Regions from separate parts of the Homo sapiens genome. Here region 1 is linked to region 2. The links are chromatin loops, found by intact Hi-C in ENCODE. Cell type or tissue: PC-9. All regions are shown on one strand. Links, peaks and the distances in the headings refer to the core of each region. The heading gives the core; the rest is flanking DNA.

What was found. Hi-C counts contacts between places; a loop is a spot of excess contacts. Peaks named below come from ENCODE experiments on the same cell type or tissue, not always from the same donor. Only the 100,000 strongest peaks of a DNase experiment are listed, where the experiment ranks them.
Region 1: a loop joins it to region 2, with 9 times the contacts of the local background. A loop is called at or near these places in 1 of 110 quality-filtered maps.

What each region holds. Positions count from the first base shown.
Region 1 is chr1:72,941,165-72,953,181 of GRCh38, forward strand. No RefSeq gene overlaps it. Among named protein-coding and RNA genes, the nearest start is that of LINC02797, 97 kb to the left of the region's middle. In PC-9, for the core only: no CTCF peak of the experiment used is centred there; a DNase peak (open chromatin) is centred at 5,907.
Region 2 is chr1:72,869,891-72,881,907 of GRCh38, forward strand. No RefSeq gene overlaps it. Among named protein-coding and RNA genes, the nearest start is that of LINC02797, 26 kb to the left of the region's middle. In PC-9, for the core only: no CTCF peak of the experiment used is centred there; no DNase peak of the experiment used is centred there.

The sequences.
Region 1 (12,017 bases), core at 1,302-9,301, 70 kb after region 2:
AAAATGTGAATAATCTAGACTCTCGAAGATAAATTTTATTCATCATGTATATGTCTCACCTAGTGGAGCTGTTGTACTTGAAAAACAGTCTATCATCTATCTATCTATCTATCTATCTATCTATCTATCTATCCATCTATCTATCTATCATTTTTCATCCATCCATACACCTATCATTCCATCCATCACTTAATTTATCCATGATATTCTTTAGTGAGTAAAGCTAATACCTGTGCCATTCTTGGATTTTTCACAGCTTATTTTCACTATTGCTAGCCTCTTCGTCCACTCAGTTCAAATTTGATACCTAGAAAGTCTTTTATATCTACTTTAACCCACAGATGATTTCATCTTTCTTTGAATGTGCAATCCCTATAATATGTAGCTTTTGACTAGTAATTAGTCATATGCTGTCTTTCAACATTTTTTGAATTGCTATTGACTTCTTATATGGTTAAGTTTTTAAACATGTATGTTTAATTCTAATTATTTAAATTTAGAGTTATTAAAATCGCAGACTATGACTTATGCTTCTTTATATTATTTTACTTGTAGAAACACAATAACTATTTGTTTATGGTTTATTCTAAAAGCAAAGACTAAATATGTAAACATGTCCTTTAGTTTCACAAGTGAAAGTCCTCATACTATTAAATAAAGATTCACTAGACATAGGGACTTAATAACTCCCTGGAGCATTGATCCTTCATTTTACAAATTAGGCAGCAAATACCAGGTTCTACTTTCTTGTTAGTAGAGCAGGAAGAAAAGATGTGTGGCCTAAGCATAACTTAACAAAGCATGATTTAGCGTTACTGGAAAACTTAGTTTGTTTACTTCAAGACAAAATATTTGTGAGAGTTTAAATCTCTATTCAAGTATTAGTAACTACTCTTAAAACATGTTTTGGAGCAAAAACACTTCTCTTAGCCTTAATTTGACTTTGCAGGCTGTACCTCATTTCTCTCAACCTATATTTTTCTGCAGCTGCTGAAATCTCTAAGGAATATCTCTCCATGGAGACAGAGCCAGACGGCCCAAGTCTCTTCTCTGTTCTTGAGTTCCTGTTTTCAAGTAATGATTTGGATAAACTGGAGACCAGTTTCCTTTCCTCCAACTCTGGCAGCTGAAATTAATTCTCCAAAGACTCCTCTTTGGAGGCAAGCAGATGGTACACATGCACATGTTTTAGTTTCGATTGTACCAGTTTTGAATAATTTAAAGTTCCAAATCTCTATAAAACTACTGTATTCCCATTTCCCAATACATTTTTTTCTTTTGCCTCAGAAATTCTTTCGTTATATTTTGACATTTGGCTGAAACTTCGTTCACTTTGTACTGGCTTCATTGTCACACACCTCCTGCTGTTCTTTGTTACAATTTTAGATAAGTATGGCTTTAGAAAACTAAGATGCTTTTAGAAACTATTCTGCTGGTGATTTTCCCTTTACCATTTGCAAAGCATTTTGTATACATAAACAGCACATTAGCCAAATGATATTGTTATCACAGTTTCTGTTGGTCTGCACTTGGCTCTCGCTTTAGAATTACCCCAAATAGGTTTGCAGAATTTTATAGTTGCATTATGAGGCACTCAATAATATGTATGAACTTAGGCATTTCTTTTCTGCCATTCTGTTTGAGAAACAGCCCATCCTATCTCTGCTGAAGATTCATTGCTGCTTCAGGTAGAACGTGGTAAGTAGGTAATGTTTAGAACAATCTTTAAATAGATTTGAGCTTTTCTGTCCAACTTTGAAGTGTCCTCATAATTAAATTGAGAAAACTGGCCAATAATGGTCCAAATTGTTTGTGAGATTTAGTTATTTGTGAACATGTATGTGTAAACTCACACACATATATGCACATACATAGACAGCTACTCAAATCAGTTAGGAAGCTCTTCTATTATAGCCACTAAAGCTATGATTCAGTTCCAGATGAACTTCACTGTTTTATTGTCATTGCCTTCCTCTGTTACAATGGCTAAGACACAAGAATAACTATGAGAGTGTGCTATATTAGCACAAGTCATCATCACTTCAAGAAAAAAGAAACTTAAATATATAATCAATTTAGAACAAGGTTGTAATCTCAACTGTGAAGATGAAAACAGTATAATCTACACTATGTAATTAGCCTTTACCAAATTATATTTTATACTGTTTTATGGTTCATCCAACCCTTATAAAAATTATATCACTGTAGATCACCATATTATGAAGGCATAAACTAAACCTGAAAAATATAAAGTGATTTTAATGTATACAATCATGTATGGAAATGAGGATACAGTCCTTAGGAACCGTGATGGCAAATTTCTTTTTTTTCACTTAAAATGGGACAAAATAAAGAATACACCATCTATAGAATACTCAAGTATGTTTTGTTGAGAATAACATTCTGTTATTTTAAAAATATAACTATTTGGAAATAGAATATAAAACACATTGTTCTTTTGTTATTTGTAGATAAAGTTTGGAAAACAGAAACTCAGAACAACTGAAGAGAGCCTCAGAAATCTCATCTTTTTGATAGAACACTTCCCTTAGGGACTTTAACAATTGCTATGCAGAATCAACAAATAAATAACTTTCAGTGGTGTTTTGTCTCTCTTGATTTCAACCATTCAAGTGATGTGACTTCTACCACTTCCCTTGAGGGGTAATTCCATATTCCAGCAGTTTTCACTGTCAGGAAGTTTCTCATGCGCTCTACCCAAGTTGTCTTTTCTCTAACTTCCTTCCATTTCTGAGTTACACCAAATCTGAACACATCACTAAATGGCTTCTCATTTCTAGTGAGGGCTTACACTTTTAAACATTTGGCTGACTAGTGTTTTATTTCTCACTTTCCCAAGAGTTATATATTTACCTCCAACACACTTCTTTCTTCAGTCACTCTACTGTCTTCATCAATTTCAAGCCCTTCCCTGAATAGCCTTTAAATTTGTTTCCTAAATAGTTTGAAGCGAGGCATAGGAAAATCATAGTTCTTCTATAAACCACTTAAAACAGTACCAATATTTATGTGTTTCAATTCACAACAAAAGCCAAGAAATCAGAAAGTAGATCGCTGACAAAATAATGAGGGAATAGGACTTCCACCTTAGGGACTGCTTTAATTTGAGAACTGAAAGATCACTTCTCGAGAATCTGTTGCAGAAACAGTGTACTAAAAATGGAATTTCAAAATTCACAGAATTGTAAGGTAAGTTATACTCAAAATCATCCATTCTTTCATAAGAGACTTAGAATGCACTTGTGGCTACATCAGTGCTAGTTACTGCTAAGATGAAAAGACTGGCTTGTGAATTGGTAATTAGACAAAGGCATTGTGATTACAATGGGAAAGAATCGCTATTACTTTGGTGCAAAAGTAATTGCAGCCTTTACCATTAAAAGTTTAAGTATAAAGTATAAGTGTAAAGTAATTAAGTATAAGTAATTAAGTTTAAGTATAAATATTAATACATAAATTCTATACCTGGAGCCTTGATAATGTCACAGACTGATGGATATTTTTGTTGTTTTCCTCCTCTTCCTTAAACTGTAATCTCATCTGTGTTTTATTTTACCACTTTTTCTTATTTAAGTTTCCTAAATTGTGTTTCATTTGCTGTGTTCTCCATGGTTCTATATTTTAAATTCCACTTTGATTATCTTAAAGCTAAAAATGCTTATGTTGTGACTAATCATGACTTATATGTATTATTTTTAGGCTACACCTTAAGCAGTGCCATATTTTATATATGGTTACATATTACAAAACTCAGTAGAGCCTATCTTGGCAGAAAATTATTTTCACATTTAAATTGGACTGAAATTTACTTTGCCGAAAAAGCAATTATTATATGTCTATGATGTTCAGGCAAGGTGTTGTGTTCTTGTTAGTTATGCCACTTGTTCATATCTAGCATGGAAGGGTATGTAAATAAATTTCAGTTATTTATTTAAAATTGGATAGTAGCAGTCCACAGAGGGTACACTGAGGCACAGCAGTGGGAGACCAAGCCTAGAAGGAAGGGACAGGGAGTGAGGGATGGGAAAGAGTGACGTTTCATATGAGTGTTCACTTGGAATAGGTTTTTACCAAACACCGGGAAACCATTACCAGGTTGATGAAGCAATGTCAGGTCACAAAGCATGAACCAACCTGATATGCTTGTTCAAAGAACTGTTAATAATTTGTATTCCTGGAGCATGAGATACAGCAGAGTATGGATAAACTTTGAGATGAAATGGAAGAATTGAAAAAGGCCAAATGTATGTCATAGAAAAGATTTTGAACTTTAACTTTAGGGTTATATCACATTATCATCCTTGTGCCAAATTCAGCCTCTCTTGTTTTCTCAAAGAAAGGTTTATCGGAACACAGTCATACCATTTGTTTACATATCGTCTGCATCTGCTTTTACACTACAGCCACAGAGTTGAGTATTGGTAGCAGATATTACATAGCTTGCAATACTTAAAATATTTAATATCTGGGTCTTTATAAAAAACCTTCCCTGCCCTATGCAATGTAGAGGTTCTGAAAGATTTGAGTCAAGAGATAGTATGATTGGTCTTCCCTTTCAAGAAGTTGGATTTAGGGGAAGTAAGACAATAGATTGGAGGTGTTATAAAACTAAATAGCCTGTAATAGCACTAAATAGACATGTAGTAGTGCTTTATATGTGTTGTTTCTAGTTCCTTTACTTTCTTACTTTATTACATTTTCAACTTAAATTAATGGTACCTGATATTTTGTCTTCTTGCCCAATATATTAATTACTAAAAATTTTACCTCATAGATTTAAAAGGAAAAGCAGTAGTTTTACAAATGCCGTTTCAAAAAGTAATTTATAATTTAAGGTTTGTGCGGTCTAAATGTCTATTTTTGATTATACACATTTTCTATTTTTATATAAAACTACCACCAGCAGCAATAGACATTTTGTTTTGCTTTGTTTTGTTTATCTCTTCTTAAGGCTTAGACATCTATTGTGCACTCTTTGTATAAAAAGGACTTTGTTGATACAGATTTAATATAATGAAAGCTTTTATGTTGAAGGGAAATGTAATTTGATTTTAAAAAATCCTAAATTTTACATTCTTCTAGCACAAATTTTCTCAATCACAGCACTATTGACATTTTGGGCCTGATTAAATATTTGTTATAGGGGGCTGTCATGTATTGTAAGATGTTTAGCAGCATCTCTGGCCTCTTATATGCCAGAAGCAACCCCCTGCCCCAAGTTGTGACAATCAAAAATATCTCCAGACTTTAACAGATGCCAAACATCCCCTGAGGGGGCAAAATCAATGAGGTTGAGAACCACTGAATCTTGTTCTTCACTGTTCTGCATTCTCACTGAATATATCTTTGATAAAAATAACAAAAGAAAAGAAAAGCTGTATGTTTTTTAATCACAAAGTTGAGACCACAGGCTAATGGTAGGGTGATGATGTGCTGTGTCCTGGTCTATTCCTAAAAATTGACTTCATGTTGTGACATTTTCAATACTTGCAAAAATCTTCGTCATAAAAATGAGGTATCAGATTTCAATTGTCTCATTTTTATATTCCCCCGCTGTAGTTTGTTGACCTTTTCAGTATTCTAAGCAAGATTTTGAAAGAGCTGACCATTTCCTTCTCTTCCTATTAAAAAGTACAGTAACCTGTTGTAAAGACTGAAATGACTGGCCAACTGAGATGAAGAATTTTAAAAAGGTCAGAATGGTTCACTACACAATATATTTCAGAGTGTTTGTAAAGCATTTGAATGTGTGAGTTAACTTTTTTGAAAAATAAAATCTAATCTAATGATAAAAAATATACGGTATGGACTGATTAATGCTCTTTTTAAAGTGAGTCTAACTTGTTTTTCTAGCTTTTGCTTTGTGGTCAACTTAGAGCACTGGACTTTATATAACCCCATGTTAGAATAATTACTGTGTTACTGTTAGGCAACTATTTATAGTCTTTCTGAGTCCTGGAATGCTTACCTCTCTGTGGGTCTACTCAGCCATACAGAATTTCCAGACAAAAAGGTAAAACTCATTCAAAGAAGAAACGTTAAATTTTCTGCTTCTTCAGCAACACTGCAAGAATTTTCGTTTAACAAAGTGTCAGCATCAGCAATACCATTATCAATGGACATCTGGTTTTCATTCTCATGCACATAGGCAGCAAATTTAAGGTCCAGTTTAGCATATTCAGTGAAGTAAATGTGTTTGGGAGGGGTATTGGAGAAAGTGAGTGAGCTTCCACACTCTTGAGGCAGCACTGAATTTTAAATTACTTATGTATTAGAAAGGCAAATGCATTAGGACATAAGACTTCTGTTAGCATAGAGATTTTAAAATACAATATTTGTGACACATGTAAATGTCATGAATTCTTGAATACAACAATCATGTTAAATTTTGTCTATTCTCTTTGTATTTAGTGCATGGAATTATCAAGGGACACAGCTGCTTCCTGAATACTTAACTACAAATACTGAATTGAAACAAAGGGTAGGAATTAGATATTAAAATTTATTTCTACTTATAGCATATGAAATCAATGTACAGGTGTCACAGGAACTGAGAGGTGTGTGCAAGGATAATGTAAACTAAAAAAAAATTTGTATTGGCACAACTTTTGCTATATGAGGAAGAAAAATAACTTTACCCGCAAATTTTACATTTAAAATTTTAATAACAAAGTTATTTTTGATTTCATAAGTTAACATACTGCATCCCTAAGACTGAAAGTTCAGAGAAGGAAACATGGGCAGTACATATTTTCTATCTAGATATGTCCAGAGTCCCATCCCTAAAACAAAATTCAAGGTAGAGGTCACAGAACCTGGCTTCAAATTTAGGATGTGTGACTGTAGTTCATTATTTTAGATAGATAGATAGATAGATAGATAGATAGATAGATAGATAGATAGATTATAGATAGATATATTGCTCTCTATATAACTATATATATAATTATCTAGATCTATTTAGATATTTATCTAACTTCTTGGCAGATTTCTGTAGTAAAATGGTGTTAATAACAGGTATTTTAATTAAAAGAAAATTTTTGAAAAGATAGACATATTGTTAATAGTTGTATTTTTATATTAAATACTTGGAATTATCTAGGGACAGGAATGCTAGCAGTATAAAAACTCAGTTACTAATAAAAAAATTTAAACTATACCTATTACCATATCCATGAGATAAATTTAGATCAGAAGAGAAAATTGTGTAATAGATTATCTCTTCCTTGAAAAAGTATATTATTTAAAATAATTTTTAGGAAAAAATGGAGGAGTGTTTGTGAGTAAACTCTCTTATATTTTTTGAAACAATATTCAGTTATTCAGACCTGATCAATTAATATTTGATTGTAACTATAAGCCAGATACTCTGGTTAGCCAGAAAACAATGAAAAAAATAGTACTTGATTTTGAGGAACATACAGTCTAGTTGCAGATTTGGAATTGCCTTATCACCACTTGGAACATGCTATAAATGTGAGCATGACAAGGTGCCAGGAAGAAGAGTCTGGTATTGCTGTAAGTAATTTCAGATGTAAAAAATTAAGTTTAAAAAGGTTATTTCTTGTGGTAAAAAAATTGGGCGATATAAATTAGGATTCAAATATTCTACCTCCTAACCTAAAATTCTTCCTATTAAAACCACTATTTTTAAACTGATAAACTTAATTTTGGGGGGCAGTTTAGAGTCATAGCAAAATTGAATGGAAAGTACGGTTCCCAGATAACCCCTGTTCTGACAGATGCATAACTGCCCATGTATATCATCAAAATTCTGCACTAAAGTGGTATATTTGTTACATCTGATAAACCTACAATGATACATCATTATCAGCCATAGATTATGAGGTACAACACCAATTGGAGTTGCATCAAAGCGAGTCACAGGAAACTTTTGGTTTCCCAGTGCATATAAAATTATGTCTACATTATACTCCTGTCTATTTAGTGTGCAATAGCATTATGTCTAAAAAATGCTCATACCCTAATTAAAATTACTTTATTGTAAAAAATGCTAACAATCATCTGATATTTTAGCAAGCTGCTTTGTACTAGTGGAAGGTCTTGTCTTGAGGTTCATGGCTGCTGACTAGTCAGTGTGGTGGCTGCTGAAGCTTGGGGTGGCTCTGATAGTTCCTTAAAATACGACAATGAAACTTGCCACATCAATATATTCTTCCTTTCATGAAAGATTTCTCTGTAGCATTTGATGCTGTTTGATAGCATTTCACCCACAGTAGAATTTCTTTCAGAATTGAAGTCAATTCTTTCAAAGCCTTTCAAAGCTTTATCAACTATGTTTATGTAATATTCTACATCTATACTGTTTGTTGTCATATCAACAATGTTCACAACACATTCACCAGGAGTGGACTCCATCTCATTAAATTACTTTCTTTGCTCTCCTGTAAGAAGCACTTCTGTTCATGGTTTATCATGAGATTGCAGCAATTCAATCACAACTTCAGCCTCCACTTTTAATTCTAGTTATCTTTCTATTTCTAACATAGCTGCAGTTACTTCCTTCACTGAAGTCTTAAATCCTTCAGAGTCATTTATGAGGGTTGGTATCAGCTTCTTCAAACTCCTGTTAATGTTAATACTTTGACTTCTCTCCCTGAATCATAAATGTTCTTAATGACCTCTGGAATTGTGAATCTTTTCCGTAAGGTTTTCTATTTACTTAGCTCAGATTATTCAGAGGAATTACAACCTATGGCAACCATAACTATAAAGTGTATGTCTTAAATAAGACTTGATGGTCAAAGTTACTCCTTGATCCATGGCCTGCAGAATAGATGCTGTATTAGTAGGCATGAAAACAACATGAATTTCCTTGTTCATCTCCATCAGTGCTTTTGTATTAACAGGTGCATTGTCAATGATCAGTAATAATTTTAAAGGAATCTTTTCTTTGTGAGCAGTAGTCTCAACAGTGGCCTTAAAATATTTAGTAAACCATACTGTAAACAGATGTGCTGTCATCCAGTCTTTGTTGTTTAATTTATAGAGCAAAAGGAGAGTAGAATTAGCATAATTTTTAGGGGCCCTAGGATTTCCAGAAAGATAAATAAGCATTGGCTTCAACTTAAAGTCATCAGCTGCATTAGTTCCTAACAAAAGAGTCAGCCTGTCCTTTGGAGCTTTGAAGCCAGGCATTGACTTCTTCTTTCTAGCTATGAAAGTCCTAGATGGTATATTCTTTCAATAGAAGCCTGTTTGTCTACACTGAACATTTGTTATTTAATGTAACCACTTTCATCAATGATATTGGCTAGATCTTCTGGATTTTTACTGCAGCATCACCATCAGACTCTGCTGCTTCACCTTACACTTTTATATCATGAAGATGACTTCTTTCCTTAAACCTCATGAACCAACAACATCTGCTAGCTTCAAAGTTTTGTTCTGCAGCTTCCCACCTCTATCAGCCTTCACAGAATTAAAGAGAGTTAGAGCCTTGCTCTGAATTAAACTTTGGCTTAAGGGACTGTTGTGACTGGTTTGATCTTCTCTCCAGACCTCTAAGACTTTCTCCTTGTGAGGAATAACTCTATTTCACTTTCTTATCATTTGTGTGTTCACTGAAGTAGCACTTCAAATTTCTTTCAATAACTTTTCATTTCCATTTGCAACTTGGCTAACTCTTGGGTACAAGAGGTCTAGCTTTTGGCCTATCTTTGTTTTTGACATATTTTTTCACTATGTTTAATCATTTCTAGGTTTTGATTTAAAGTGAAAGACATAAACTTTTCCTTTCACTTGAATATTTAGAGACCATTGTAATGTTATTAACTGACCTAATTACAATATTGTTGTTTCTAAGGGAAAAGGAAGTCCTGCAGAGAGGAAGAGATAAAGGAAATCATTCATCAGTGTTGGAACACATACAATATTTATTTATTTATTTATTTATTTATTTATTTATTTATTTATTTACTTTGAGACAGAGTCTCGCTCTGTCTCCCGGGCAAGAGTGCAGTGGCACAGTCTCAGCTCACTGCAACCTCTGCCTCCTCAGTTCAAGCAATTCTCCTGGCTCAGCCTCCTGAGTAGCTGGGATTACAGGTGCCTACCACCACGTTCAGCTAATTTTTGTCTTTTTAGTAGAGACAGGATTTCATCATGTTGGCCAGGCTGGCCTTTAGCTCCTGATCTCAAGTGATCTGCCCACCTCAGCCCCACAAAGTGCTGGGATTACAGGCGTGAGCCACTGTGCCCGGTCAATATTTATTGAATTAGTTCACCATCTTATATGGCCACAGTTCATGGCACCCCAAAACAATCTTAATAGTAACAACATAGATCACTGATCATAAATCACTATCACAGATATGATAATAATAAAAATGTTTGAAATATTGAAACAATTACCAAAATGTGACACAGTACATGCTGTTGGAAAAATGTTGCCTACAGATTTGTTCAACACAGGGTTGCCACAAACCATAAATCTGCACAGTACATGATATCTGCAAAGCACAATAAAGTGAATCACGATAAAAGAGCATATACCTGTAATGACATATATCTACTACATAGTCTGATATGGAATATTTTTCACTGCCTTAGAAATACTCTGTTCTCTCCTTATTTATCCCTCTCTCTCCACTCCTTTCTGTCAACCCCTGATCTTTTTATTATCTCCGTAACTGTGTTTTTAATAAGGTCTTGCAGCTGAAATCACGCAGTTTGTAGCCTTTCCAGAGTGTATGCCTTTCCAGAGTGTACTTTCCAGAGTGTAGCCTTTCCAGAGTGTACTTTCTCTCAGTAACATGCATTTAAGTTTCTTTCATGTCTATTCAATGCTTCATAGCTAACTTCATTTTAGTATTGAATAACATTCCATTGCCTGGATATACCACAGTTTATTTATTCATTTAGCTACCAAAGGGTGTCTTGGTTGCTTTAATGTTTTGGCAATTATAAATAAAGCTGCTCCACATGTCTATGTGCAAACATAACACACACAACACAACACAACTGTGCAAGGCCACAGTTGTTGAGTTGTGTGATAAGAATATGTATAGTTTTATACGAAACTGCCAAACACTCTTCCAAAATAGCAGTGCCAATATGCTTTCCCATTACTGTTTAATGAGAGTTCATGTTTCTCCACATCCTTATAGCATTTTGTATTGTCAGTGTTTTAGATTTTGGCCATTCTATTTTGTATGTAACAATATCTCACTGGTGTTTTAATTTGCAATTTTTAAATAACATATGATGCCCCAAATCTTTTCACTGCTTACTTGCTACTTGTACGTCCCTAGTGAGGTGTCTGTGTCTGCTTGGGTCTTTTTCTCATTTTTTAATCAGTTTGTTAATGGTCTTATTGTTGAGTTTTAGGAGTTCTTTGTGTATTTTGAATAAGATTTCTTTATCAGATATGCCTTTTGCAAATAATGTCTCCTAGACTGCTGCTTGTCTTCTTTTTCTCTTGGTATTGTCTTTTGAAGAGAAGATTTTTCTTAATTTTAAGGAGCTCTAGGTGATTATGCCTTCTTTTCATGGATTGTGCATTTCATGGATTGTGCTTCTGAGGATGTGAAGCAACAGATACTGTCATTCATTTCTGGTTGGAAAGCAAATCAGTACTGCTCACTTAGTTTTTCTCCTGTGTCATCTTCTAGAAGTTTGATAGTTTTACATTTACATACAGTAGTCTATGATCTGTTTTGACTTAACTTTTTGAATGGTATAAGGTCTGTCTAGATTCATTTTCTTTGCGTGAATGTCTAATTTTTTCAGCACCATTCTTAAGACTATCTTTGCTTCATTGCATTGCCTTTACTGTTTTTTTCAAAGATCAATTGACTATATTTATTTTGGTCTATGTCTGGGATCTCTATTATGTTCCATTGATCTATTTGTCTCTATTTTCTCCAGTACCATACAGTGTTTATTACTGTATGTTTATAGTAAGTCTTGAAGTGGAGAGTGTCAGTCCTCTAGCTTTGTTCTTCTCCTTCAATATTGGATTGTCTATTTCAGCT
Region 2 (12,017 bases), core at 2,401-10,400:
GGAAGGAAGGAAGGAAGGAAGGAAAAAATGTTTTATCCTAGCAATTCTATCCAGAAGTTACCTGCAGCTTAAATGTACATTTTCATTTCACAACTGAATCTTTCTTTCTTTACCTTCTCACTACATTGCCTGTCTGGTTGAATTTATGACCACTGAACTGCATTTTGCTTTATTCTTCTAAAAGTGGTTTAAAAGTGTTCTGGAACTCTCCAAACAATAAAATCTAACAAGAGTAATGTCTTCTAAACAATAACTCATTTTTAAATGGTCAATAAATACAAACAAAGCAGGTCCCCAAAGTTCTCTTTGTAACTTACTAGTGAGAAGGATTAGGAAGAAAAACCCATGTGGACCTGTTGCATAGTGACAGTTATATGGATCCCTTCCAGGCCAGCACTGAACCCCAAGCCAGCTCACTGTAGGTCATTCAGCACAATGTAGTTGGAAAACAACACCTGGAAGCAATGGCTCCTGTCTTTTCGACCAGTTTATCTTCAGAAGTTCTAGTAGTTGGGATTGGAATGGAATGGGAGATTCTTTTAATTTTGAAGCTAATTTGGCTTCGCTGAAACCCAGTTACCAGATCCCATGTGACAGATGGTGAACATATAATTAGTCAACTCAATCAGAACAATTTAAAAGTAAAAGATAATGCCATTAATAATTACAATGAAACAACTTGCTCAAAGAAGGGATCTCTCAGGCAGACTGGGACCTATGTCAAACCTAAAAATGACACATTTGCAGAGTTCTTATATATCTTTGTATCCTATATGAATAACATGGATCATATACTCTTAACACTTATTATCACACACAATAATAACATTTGTATAATCCACACCATATTATGATCATACCAACAGTTTTTGAAACCTTTCCAATAATTCCTGATGAGTATTACAGATATTTTTTGTCTGTCTTTCTGCCTTTCTTTGATTTTTTGTAGTCTTTAAATTTACTCACTATTATAATATTGATTATATTTAATCAATATATTTTATATATGTTGTAAGCCTATGAATATATTGAAGACAATTACTTCAGAAATTCAATTTTAATTTGTAAGAAAATAAAATTGTAATAAATTTAATTTTTAAAATATTAAACTGTATTTCTAAAAACTGAATTTAGATTTTGGTACTCATTTTCTGTCATCTGATGATCTTAAAAAGGAAAGTAAGTATTCCTATTCAAACACGCACACATAAATGCACGTACAAACAAATAAAAGCCTTATGTTATACACCATTATTGTTACCTCCCTGAGCCACAGATTTGTGACTATATTAAAGCTGCATTTTCCTGGAGTTTGAAAACTATAAGTTCACAGCCTGTGAGGTAGAAAAGTGATTAAATAACCTTGAGCCCATCGGTAGTACCTGCCTCCCCAAAAGTTGTATCTTAGTAACTATATTCAGAATGTTCACATAACTCAAATGTACTATTCATGGCCCAAAGAGTTTAAACAGATGATGCACATAAATCAGAATCAATAGGATGATGCAAAACAAATCTTAATTTCCCATTGGATTGTGTTTTAGAGTTATTCTGATAGTGGTTGCAACACCTTTTAACTGGGCTCTTTTCTCCTTTCCTGTCCTCCACTTCTACCCTCGCTGCTCGACTCTGGCTCTGTTTTTGTCACTGTTCCTGGTCAAGTCCGAAGGTCTCATTCCTTACTTGATTCTTGTGGTTAAGGCTTGGGAGACCATTTAATTGCTCCATCTTCTCTCTGCCTATTCTGAAACTAACATGTGTCAGTGTCTATAAGGCCTCAGGAACAGGTTTATTTCTATCTTTTATGAAACTTACATAAAGTTAAATTATTTACTGCAAATTGTAAGGAGCATAAGAGATGAGATTTTATCCATAATTATGTTTACATAAGTACTTACAGTAAGTATTTGAATGGGTAAAAAATCTTATAATTTTGTGGGGTTGAAGCATTTTACTCTATCTTTACTATAAACAGCTTTTCCTTGATCAAGGATACTAACTAATTTTGTATACAGTGTTCTATTTTCTAACTATACTTGAGTTTTAAATTAGATTATATTTGCTTTTTAGGTCATTTTAATATCAGGCAATATGGCACATATTTGTCTTATCTCATTTAATATTCACAACAATCCTATACAGTAACTACTGATTATCTTTGTTTTACAAAAAAGGGAGCTCTAGGGAAACATAGGACTAATAAGTGAAGGGCAATACCCAGGCAGTCCTTATTTTTCAACCTCCAAAATTCCCTACATATATGAATAATTGCATATTCACCTATAATTCTCTACTAACAGAAATATAAGACTCAACTTCCAGTATTATATGTTTAATGGGACCCCTTATACACATACAGGGCAACCATAATTTCTGGCTTACTTCAGGCTTGACTTTATATTTCCGATACCCCAAAATGCCATCTCATTTTATATTGAATAAGTTGGATTCAGTGAAGTCAGTGAATGTAAATTATTACAGTATTAATAAACAAGTCATTTTTGGTAAATTGCAGCTGTTTCTTCAAAATGTCTATAAATGCCATTTCCTATACTGGCAACAAGCAAAGCAGTTTTATTTTCATCTTGATGTCAAGGTGCAATGTGAGCTATAATGGTTCTTGTGCATGCTAGCAATTACTTAATATGCTTTAAATTCTATTTAACTTGATATTCCGAAATTCATTCTGACAAAGGTAAGGTCTGGAGTAAGAAAAAAACAAAAATAAAGCAGGATTTTAAGAGTTACAATAAATATAATTTTACAAACAAAATGTTTTAAGTTCATATAATAGTCATGACAAAAGGCTGCATAAAGAAATCATAAAACACTCAAAAAAATTTAAACTCCCTTGTTGCATGTAACTTAAATTGCAGCATTAAAAATCTGTTTAATGTAATTAACAAGAGACAGACCTATGGGGAAGGTAGTGATAATTTCTGACTCTTTTTTCTTCAGAGATTACACATGCGTTAGCATTCATTTCAACTTGTCACTAAATGAAAACTTCATTCTCTCTTTGCTTTCCCAATCACAGATGGTATGAGGAAGAGAGAAAGAGAGGAAAATACTAGTAGATTATTCTTTGAATTATAATTTATTAAATTTCAGAAAGAGAAATCCAAACTAATTGAAATAAAAGAGGATGGGATTGTTTTTAAGGGGAAGACACATCTCATAGAAATTAAAAAAAAATTCTGAGCGTTCTGACATTACAAAGGGAACAAATTTCATCACTGGGTACCACTGGGGAGCAGTTTATGAGCCTGTGCACTAATATTGGACTATTAACATCAATCATTTATACCCAATGTGTCTTTTCTTATATGTCACTTCTGACTGACTACCTTTTCATATACTTTCTCATTCAACAGCCAGAGAAAGAACACCATATTTTTTTGTTTTCTAACCAGATAATATATTGGAAATCCAGTGATGTCTAACTGAACATACAAGATCACATAATATAGCTGGCCATGTCTAAGGGTTGTAAGGAGGGTAAAACATATTAAGTTAAAATAGGAATAATTGACATACCAATTCCTTCTCAAACATGTTTTTGTAGAATTTGTATTAGGACAGTTAATCTATTCTTGATTATATTTCTTATCACAAGTCATGCAATTCACTTCCTTGAATTAGAATGAAAGAAAAGTGCAAAGACTTCTGTGTCTCTGTTTTAAATTATCTAGAGCTCAGTCTTTAAAATTCATTAACAGTTTTCTTAATCCTCCAACAATCATTGCTCCAGCTTTCTCTTTTAGAAATTCATGAAATGCTGGAGATGTTCATCTCCTTGAATTATCAATGATTCTACAAATCATTATATATGTGCCTTCACCAGATATGGCTTAATGGTTTTTAGGCTCCTTTGGGTTAAGTGGGCCCATTACATTTTTCTATTCTTATTTAGAAATCCTAAATTCTATTTTTTTCTCTCTCTTACCATCACAAAACACTTCAACATCTCAATCCTATTTCCCTGTGTTTTTTTGGTGTTTAACTGATTTCTCTCTAATTCTATGTGACTTGTACTTATTTCAAATGTGTATCCCATAAGCAATGACATTGATGATAACAATATGCAGGCTTTGAAATATTATTTTATTCTGACTTAGGGGTATTATCCTGGAAAATAACAAAAACTAATAATTTAGGAATAAAAAATGCATTTTCTTTAAAATATATGCTTTAAGGCGAAAATCACTGAACACAAGTTAGAGAAGTTCATCTGTCATTCTGTGATGCCAGAAGAGTGAGGTAATCCAAAAGACTTGAGATGGTAGTTAAAGAAAAAAAAAAAAAGAATAAAACACAGCATTACCCATTGTGCTATCCATTCCAGTAAATTTTATCCAGTTTGTCGAACACAATCCGAGGTAGAGCTCTCAGTCAATCTGAAACAATGGGGCTTTTGCATGTCCATGACTTGTCACTATAAGAATCAACTGGGAAAATGATAGATACATTTAATATGGAGACATCCAGGCCACCATCTCAGAGATCCTGAATCAGTAGGAATCTCTGTTTTTTTTTTTTTTTGAGATGGAATCTTGCTCTGTCGCCCAGGCTGGAGTGCAGTGGCGCCATCTCGGCTCACTGCAAGCTCTGCCTCCCGGGTTCACGCCATTCTCCTGCCTCAGCCTCCCAAGTAGCTGGGACCACAGGTGCCCACCACCACGCCCAGCTAATTTTTTGTATTTTTAGTAGAGACGGGGTTTCACCGTGTTAGCCAGGATGGTCTCGATCTCCTGACCTCGTGATCCACCCGCCTAGGCCTTCCAAAGTGCTGGGATTACAGGCGTGAGCCACCACGCTTGGCCAGGAACTTGTGCTTTTAAACAACGCTCCAGTGTTTTAGAAATTACTGAGCCTATGCAATTATGGTTGACATTTAGATTAAAAGAGGCCTGGTAACTAATACGGATTCCAAAACTTACTAGTTGTCTGACCATGGGGAAAGTAACATACTTAACCATTTAAAGCCTCAATTTCATCATCTATAAAATTGGTATAATAATATTTACACTCAGTGCATAGGGCTACTGTGGATATTGAGATAATGCATGTAAAATAGTTAATCTCAGGGCGTGTACATATGTTTCCTAAAACATAATAGTAAATCAATGTTAATAGTATAATCTTCCTCATCATCAACAATAACTGGTTCATTAGCTTTGTTTGTTTGGACAAATTACAGAAGCATTCTGAGTCTTAGTTTATTTAACCTATAAATGATCACAAAGAATCTACTTCACATAGCCATGGGTCAAATATATAAAATAGTAAATGACTTAAAGCACCTAACATATTACCCGTATAAAGTTGGTGTTCAAAATTGTAATGAGCATTAATTTCAGTTTCACTGGATGAAAATTATTATTCTACTAAAGCCTGACAGACTGGTAATTCATTAAAATCACTTACTAAAAGAGAGGAGTGTAGCTCTTCTAGGCATTATTTTATAATAACATGGGCACACATAGGTGCTACCAGTTCTCTTCTCATCCCCTACCATTACTGAATGCACAAATCTGTCCAAAATTCATATGGCAAAAACTAATCACCAAGGAATTGGTGTTAGAAGGTGGGGCTTTTTAGAAGGTGATTAGGTCATGAGAGGTCTATTCACATGAATGGGATTAATGACTTTATAGATAAAGTGTAAGGGAGCTTCTTGCTCCTTTTTGTCTTTTCCCCTTCCATCCCTTCTGCCACGCGAGGACACAGTGTTCAGGTGCCATCTTTGAGACAGAAAGTGATGCAGGATAGGTAGCCAAGGAAGTAACCACGTCCTCAGGATGCAACAACTGTGGCGACTGCACTAACACAATATGCCCCATCATATGCATTGTCGTCAAGTTCATTCAAGCAAAGCATCTCCAGTAGGAAAATTCCCCTATAGAGAACATGTGCATTTTGATTTTACCTGTCCTTAGACTGACCCTTTGCTCATTATAATAGTGAAAAACACACTATTTGTGGACATTTAAGGTGGTAATGAGATATCCAAGGTATGAACAAGCATGTATAGCTACTATGCATGTGCACCCAGAGGACCAACCAAAACATGGTTTCTAGTAACACCTGCTCCCACCCCCTTATGAATAATCATGTAAGACTCCCATAAAGGGAGTCTCCTTAGTGCCAGTCTTTGTTGTCTTATCCATAGAGCAACCTGCCCTGAATCCTCTCTCAGGGTATACTCTCTATACTGTCTTCACCTAACTTTCAGAATATTCTTTCTCCTTTGCAATAAATTTATCTAAGCTTCATCTTCTTTGCTGCATGTCTCTTGTTTAAAGTATCTTAAACTGAGAAGACAAGAATCAAGATTTCACAACAGCTGTCAACAAGAGCAGGCCCTCATGAGACTTCACATCTAATGCCACTGTGATTTTGGGCTTCCCAGGCTCCAGAACTATGAGAAAATAAATTTCTATTGTTTATAAATTACAAATTATATCAAATGTATAAATAATTTCTATTAATTACAAATTATTTTGTTACAGCAGCACTAACAAACTAAATAATTACCAAGCAGAGGGAAAAATATCTCTTACTTTCCCATACCTCTTAATTTCCTCTAAAACATTGACTGCTAAATAAGATTGCCAAGTTCACAAATAAAAACCTAAGTCACTTAATAAAATTTGAATTTCAGATTAACAAAAGATACATTTTTAGTATCTTACGATTAATAGACCTCATGCATATTTTACATAGGTATATCCCATGCAGTATTTGGGAAATACGTGTAGTACAAAAGTATTTATTGCTTATCTAAAATTCAGATATTTCTGAATATCCTGCTTTGTTTTGTTTTTTGGCAATCTTGCTCTTAAGTAAATTATTAGACATTTATCTTAAACTGATTTTTTACTTGTATAAAAATGTTTATGAAAGTTGAACCTACAGGCTAGGTAATTCCCTCTCCCATGAAGATATATGGTTGAGCCTGACTATAGGTAGCCTCAGAAGGCATTTTCTGACTCTTGATCACAAAGATTCAGAAATTTGGGCAGTAAATGATTATCTATTTGACTAACCTATAATTTTCCTAAGTTGGCTAGACAATGTCAGTTATTTTCATTTCATTTCTGCATACTCTTTTTTCTCCTTAAGCTTTTCAGAATTTTTGCCTTCTTCAGAAAGTAGAAGATATCCATAATGTGTTTCTTATTGCTACTTTGCTAAGTGTCCCTGGGGACCCATCTGTCTGAAAAAGCCCTCCTGTCAGCAGTAGGGTGTCAAGGGTGACTGCCAACCTGAGAAAGGCATCGGCACTATTCTTGACATGGTGTTTTCTCTTATTTCTCAACTTTTATGTCAAAACCAATTTGAAAATAGCAAGCTAAGTTTTATAAGTAACACATAATAAAATCTTGCCTGGGACTGATAAAGAGAAAAAATTTCACATTTATACATTGCAAGATCAATGGATCTAAGATCTATATCAAAAGTTGGGCTAAACAACAACAAACCAAACTATTAGTATAGTGTATTATGCAGGATCATGGGAGCGGAAGTGTCACCACTCACCACCGCCCCTAGTGACCCACTAGCAAAATTTTGCCTCCTGTTCCCACGACATTATGGTCTGTTGGCCTAGGGGTCTTAGTTCCAGAGGGAGGAATGCTGCCACTAGGAGACACAGCAATTATTCGGTTAAACTGGAATTTAAGATTGCCAACTGGCCACTTTGGGCTCCTCCTACCTCTAAATCAACAAGCTAAGAAGGGCAGGATTACAAATGGCCCAGACCCTTCAGGAATGAAGTTTGGGTCGCTATACTAGGTAAAAATCATGACCCACTGAGGTGCTTGCTGAAGGTAAAGGGAATATGAAATGGGTAGGAGAAGAAGGTATTCATCAGTTCCAGCTATTACCACATGACCAGATGCAGAAATGAGGAAAGTAAGGAGGAAATGAATATTTCCTCTTTATTTTGTTAAGAACATGTTTGTGCATGGATATACTAAGAAAATATCTTCATTTTATTTCCTTTATTTTTGTGTTATCATGAGACATAAGATTTATTGACTTCTCATTAGCATTTAAGTGTTGTTCGCTTTATGTAATAGTAACAACATTTAGGTTAAGGATTGGTGTGCTTACAGTTGTATGAATGATGGATGTATTTTATTAGGTGGAATTATGACCTTATTGTCTGTCTTTTTTTGGAGATTGTCTATGACTTCAGGATATGTGTGTGTGTTCAAGTTGAAAACAGGTGGACTTGTGGGGGTTAAGTGTCAACTTGGTTGGATTGAAGGATGCAAAGTATTGTTTCTCGATGTACTTGAGTGTTGCCAGAAGAGATTGACATTTGAGTCAGTGGATTGGGAGAGGAAGACCCACCCTTGGGAAGAATCACCCATAATGTGGATGGGCACCATCCCATCAGCTGCCAGCATGGCTAGAAAAAGCAGGTAGAAGAAGGTGGAAGAAGCTGACTTGGTGACTCTTCTGGCTTTCATCTTTCTCCCATGCTGAATGCTTCCTGCCAGTGAATGTCAGAGTCCGAGTTCTTCAGCTTTTGGACTCTTGGGCTTATACCAGTGGTTTTCCAGGGGCTCTCGAGCCTTTGGCCACAGACTGAAGGCTGCACTGTCTGCTTCCCTACTTTTGAGGTTTGGGGACTGGTTTCCTTGCTCCTCAACTTGCAGATGGCCTATTGTGGGACTTCACCTTGTGATCGTGTGAGTGAATTCTCCTTAATAAACTCCCATTCCTATATACATATATCCTATTAGTTCTGTCCTTCTAGAGAGCCTTAACTAATACAATGGGCTAGCTGCGAAATAGGAGATTCTTGTAGTATTCCATACTGTACTAAGGGATTCTGGCAAATAATGAGGGTTTCAAATGCATTTCCCTTCTTTATAATTACATGGCAAAATATCCACTGAGAAATATAAATATTTAAAAAATAATGATATACTTCATACTAATCTAGTTTTTATTTTAAATATTCCATGGTATAGTTTCAAAAAAACTTACATGAGTTTGTTTAAAATGACCACTTTGTAGTCTGTGTAGCCAAATAACATCAAATAAGCTGAGAGTAAACCATTCTGCAGTGATTGGGAGCACAGTGTTGAAAATCTAGGGGCATGCTCATTCTCTTATTAGAGTCTCACAGCTCTGAGATGGTGTGGTGATTTGTCTCCTACAGGCTTTTATTGAACCTTTGCTCACTTCCCTTCTAGTCTGTATCATACAGCGCAGGTATGGTTGATTGCCCAAGCTGTAAGCTTCTGGAAGGCAAAATGCATCTCTAAATAAGAATGTTAAAAGTAGCGCTGCTATTGAGTGCTTTTGTGATGGACACTGTACTGAGCTCTTTCTGAATACTTTTTTTTAAATCATCATGACAGTATTATAAGTTAGATATAATTATCCCAGTTCAAGCAGTTTGTCCAGGGTGATCTAGATACTACATATTTTGAATTCAAATTCAAATTGTGGTATACATTCAAAGCTTCTAGTAATATAAAGTCTTGTGGGTCACATTACCTTTCTGGTCAGGATGTGCCATAGTGAATAACATAAAATGTGTGTACAGTGAAATATTACTTTAAAAAATAACTAATGCCAAAGTTATATACTCATAACCCTGATTTTACTGATGCTTATTCCTTTTTAATTATTTGATACTGGCCATTTCTATTTTCTCAGAAAAATAAGCAAGGCATTCCATTTCAATACATAGTACACATTGTAAAATTTTCTAATAATCTGAATAGAAGTAACAAAAATTAATTATGTATAGAAAATCTATAGTTATTAGAATAAATGGAATATTTACATATAGAGGGAATGGAATAGTTTTTCCATTCAGGCTGCAAGGATTTAAACTTTTCCAGAACTCCAACAATTATCATGTTTATAAAGAAATAATATTTTTGGACAGCTATTTACAACATGTCCTCAAGGCAGAATCATTATTATACTTACACCACACAATAAATATATATGTGTGGATACATATATAAAATCTACACACACACACACACACACACACACACACACAAGAAGAGAGAGAGAGAGAGACATGATTATTAAATATGATGCATGAGGAAATCAGAGTGAAAAAAATAGCAGAGGAAATGCAATTATAAAATTACAGAATAAGCTTTAAAACATGGATGTGGTATGCAACTAAGATGTATTTGGGATTTGACACATACTAGATAATGAAGATAAAGTTATACTTATTAAAAAAGTATAATATCTGTACAGCTAGGCTCCCATTTTTTAAATGAAAAAATGTCACATTTCAGTGTTCCATTTCCCACAAGACATAAATAAATAAATGAGTCCTCAAGTACAGTGCATGCTAACCCTGATTGAATTATTTTATTCTTATTCTTACATCTTCTTATGCTTCTTATTTATTACATGGCTTCAATGTCAGGGAAAGAGGTAAAATGATTCAATATGATGACTTTTATGAATAATAATTTCTAAGGCACTACGTTCAACTTTCAGTGATTTGAAAAAACATATGCATTGAAGTATTCCAAAAACATTATTAGTGAAACTTGAGGAAAGATTGGAAATAACATTACTCTTACATTAAGCTGTCTATTATGTAATTTATTCCTGAGTTTTTCCTATTGGCATTTGCTTGCTGGCATTGAAATTCTTGTCAATCATCAGTAAGAACTTTTTTTTCCATGTAAGAAAGACCAATGTCTAAAATAAAACATTATGAAAGAACAAAAATACACCCTTTAATGATTCCTTATGATTATTCTGATCATTTAGTCATAAGTTTTTCTTAATTTATTTTAAATCTTTGTTTTAGAAGCGGAGCTTTTTACTCAAAATAATTGTGCTTTCCCTTGGTAGTTTTTATTTTAAAAGTAGTAATTTATCTAATTGTTAAGTTGTGTGTTCTAATTCCTAAAGACACTGTCATATTTTTCAAGTTTTTACTTCTGAATAACTTTTATTTAAATATTAGCTGGTATTCATACATATGATATTGCTTGACATTCCTGCCTAGCTTTATTAAAAATTATTATAATATTGCTTCTGAGGAACTTAGATATAATTTCCAATAGCCCTTCCACAATAGACCACCACCAAAAGGGAATGTCTATGCCCTTCATTCTGATGGCTCACTATCAGCCAGTAGTATTCAATTTCCAGAAAACTCTGACCCTTACTTCACTCAGTTTGGAGTTATCATCCTCTTACAGAGAAAAAAAAGATCCATCCATTTTTAAATGGAAGTACATTTTCTCATTTAGACATCCTCCCAAAAGGCATAAAAAGTAATTTTCTACTCTTGAAACTTCTGTTCTTAACATTTTATTTTGTCTGATCTTATGAAACATGATACAAGTAGATTTCACTAGGGTTGTATGGAATAGAAAGTGGAGAGAACAATTAGACTGCTCTTTCATTTAATAAGCACCGAACTGAAACTAACATCACATTCAAAATGATTCTTAAAAAAATAAGAGATTTCACCATAGTGAATACAATTTTATGAATACAATGCATTTCAATAAGCATTTATTGTAATAAAATATGTATTATTTAGTTTACAAGGAAACTTGAAGCATATTTGATTTTCACAGAAACATTATATAACTTAAACGCAAATACATTATTATCTCTGCTTTAGAAATGAGAAAAGTAAAATTCAGAGATATTAATTTCTGAATCGGTTCTAGGACAAATAGCTGGTTCTAGGCCAAATAGCCAACTGGAGTAGAGTCATGACCATACGGAAGGCATTATGTATCCAACTCTGGTGCTTCTCCCAGTATTCTATTCTCTGCCACCCTATACAAGACATGTGCAGCAGCCTATAGAAAAATATATAGCTAAAATATGATCCATGACCTTGAGGAGCTTACACTCTATAGAGGTAAAAAATAAGTAGTCCAAGAGTTAGAATTTAGGGAAAATTGGATAAAAAATTATTTATTTTGCTTACTTGCTTACTTACTGGTTATGGTCTCTATTCAACTACTGGAATATAAATTCCATAAGGGCAG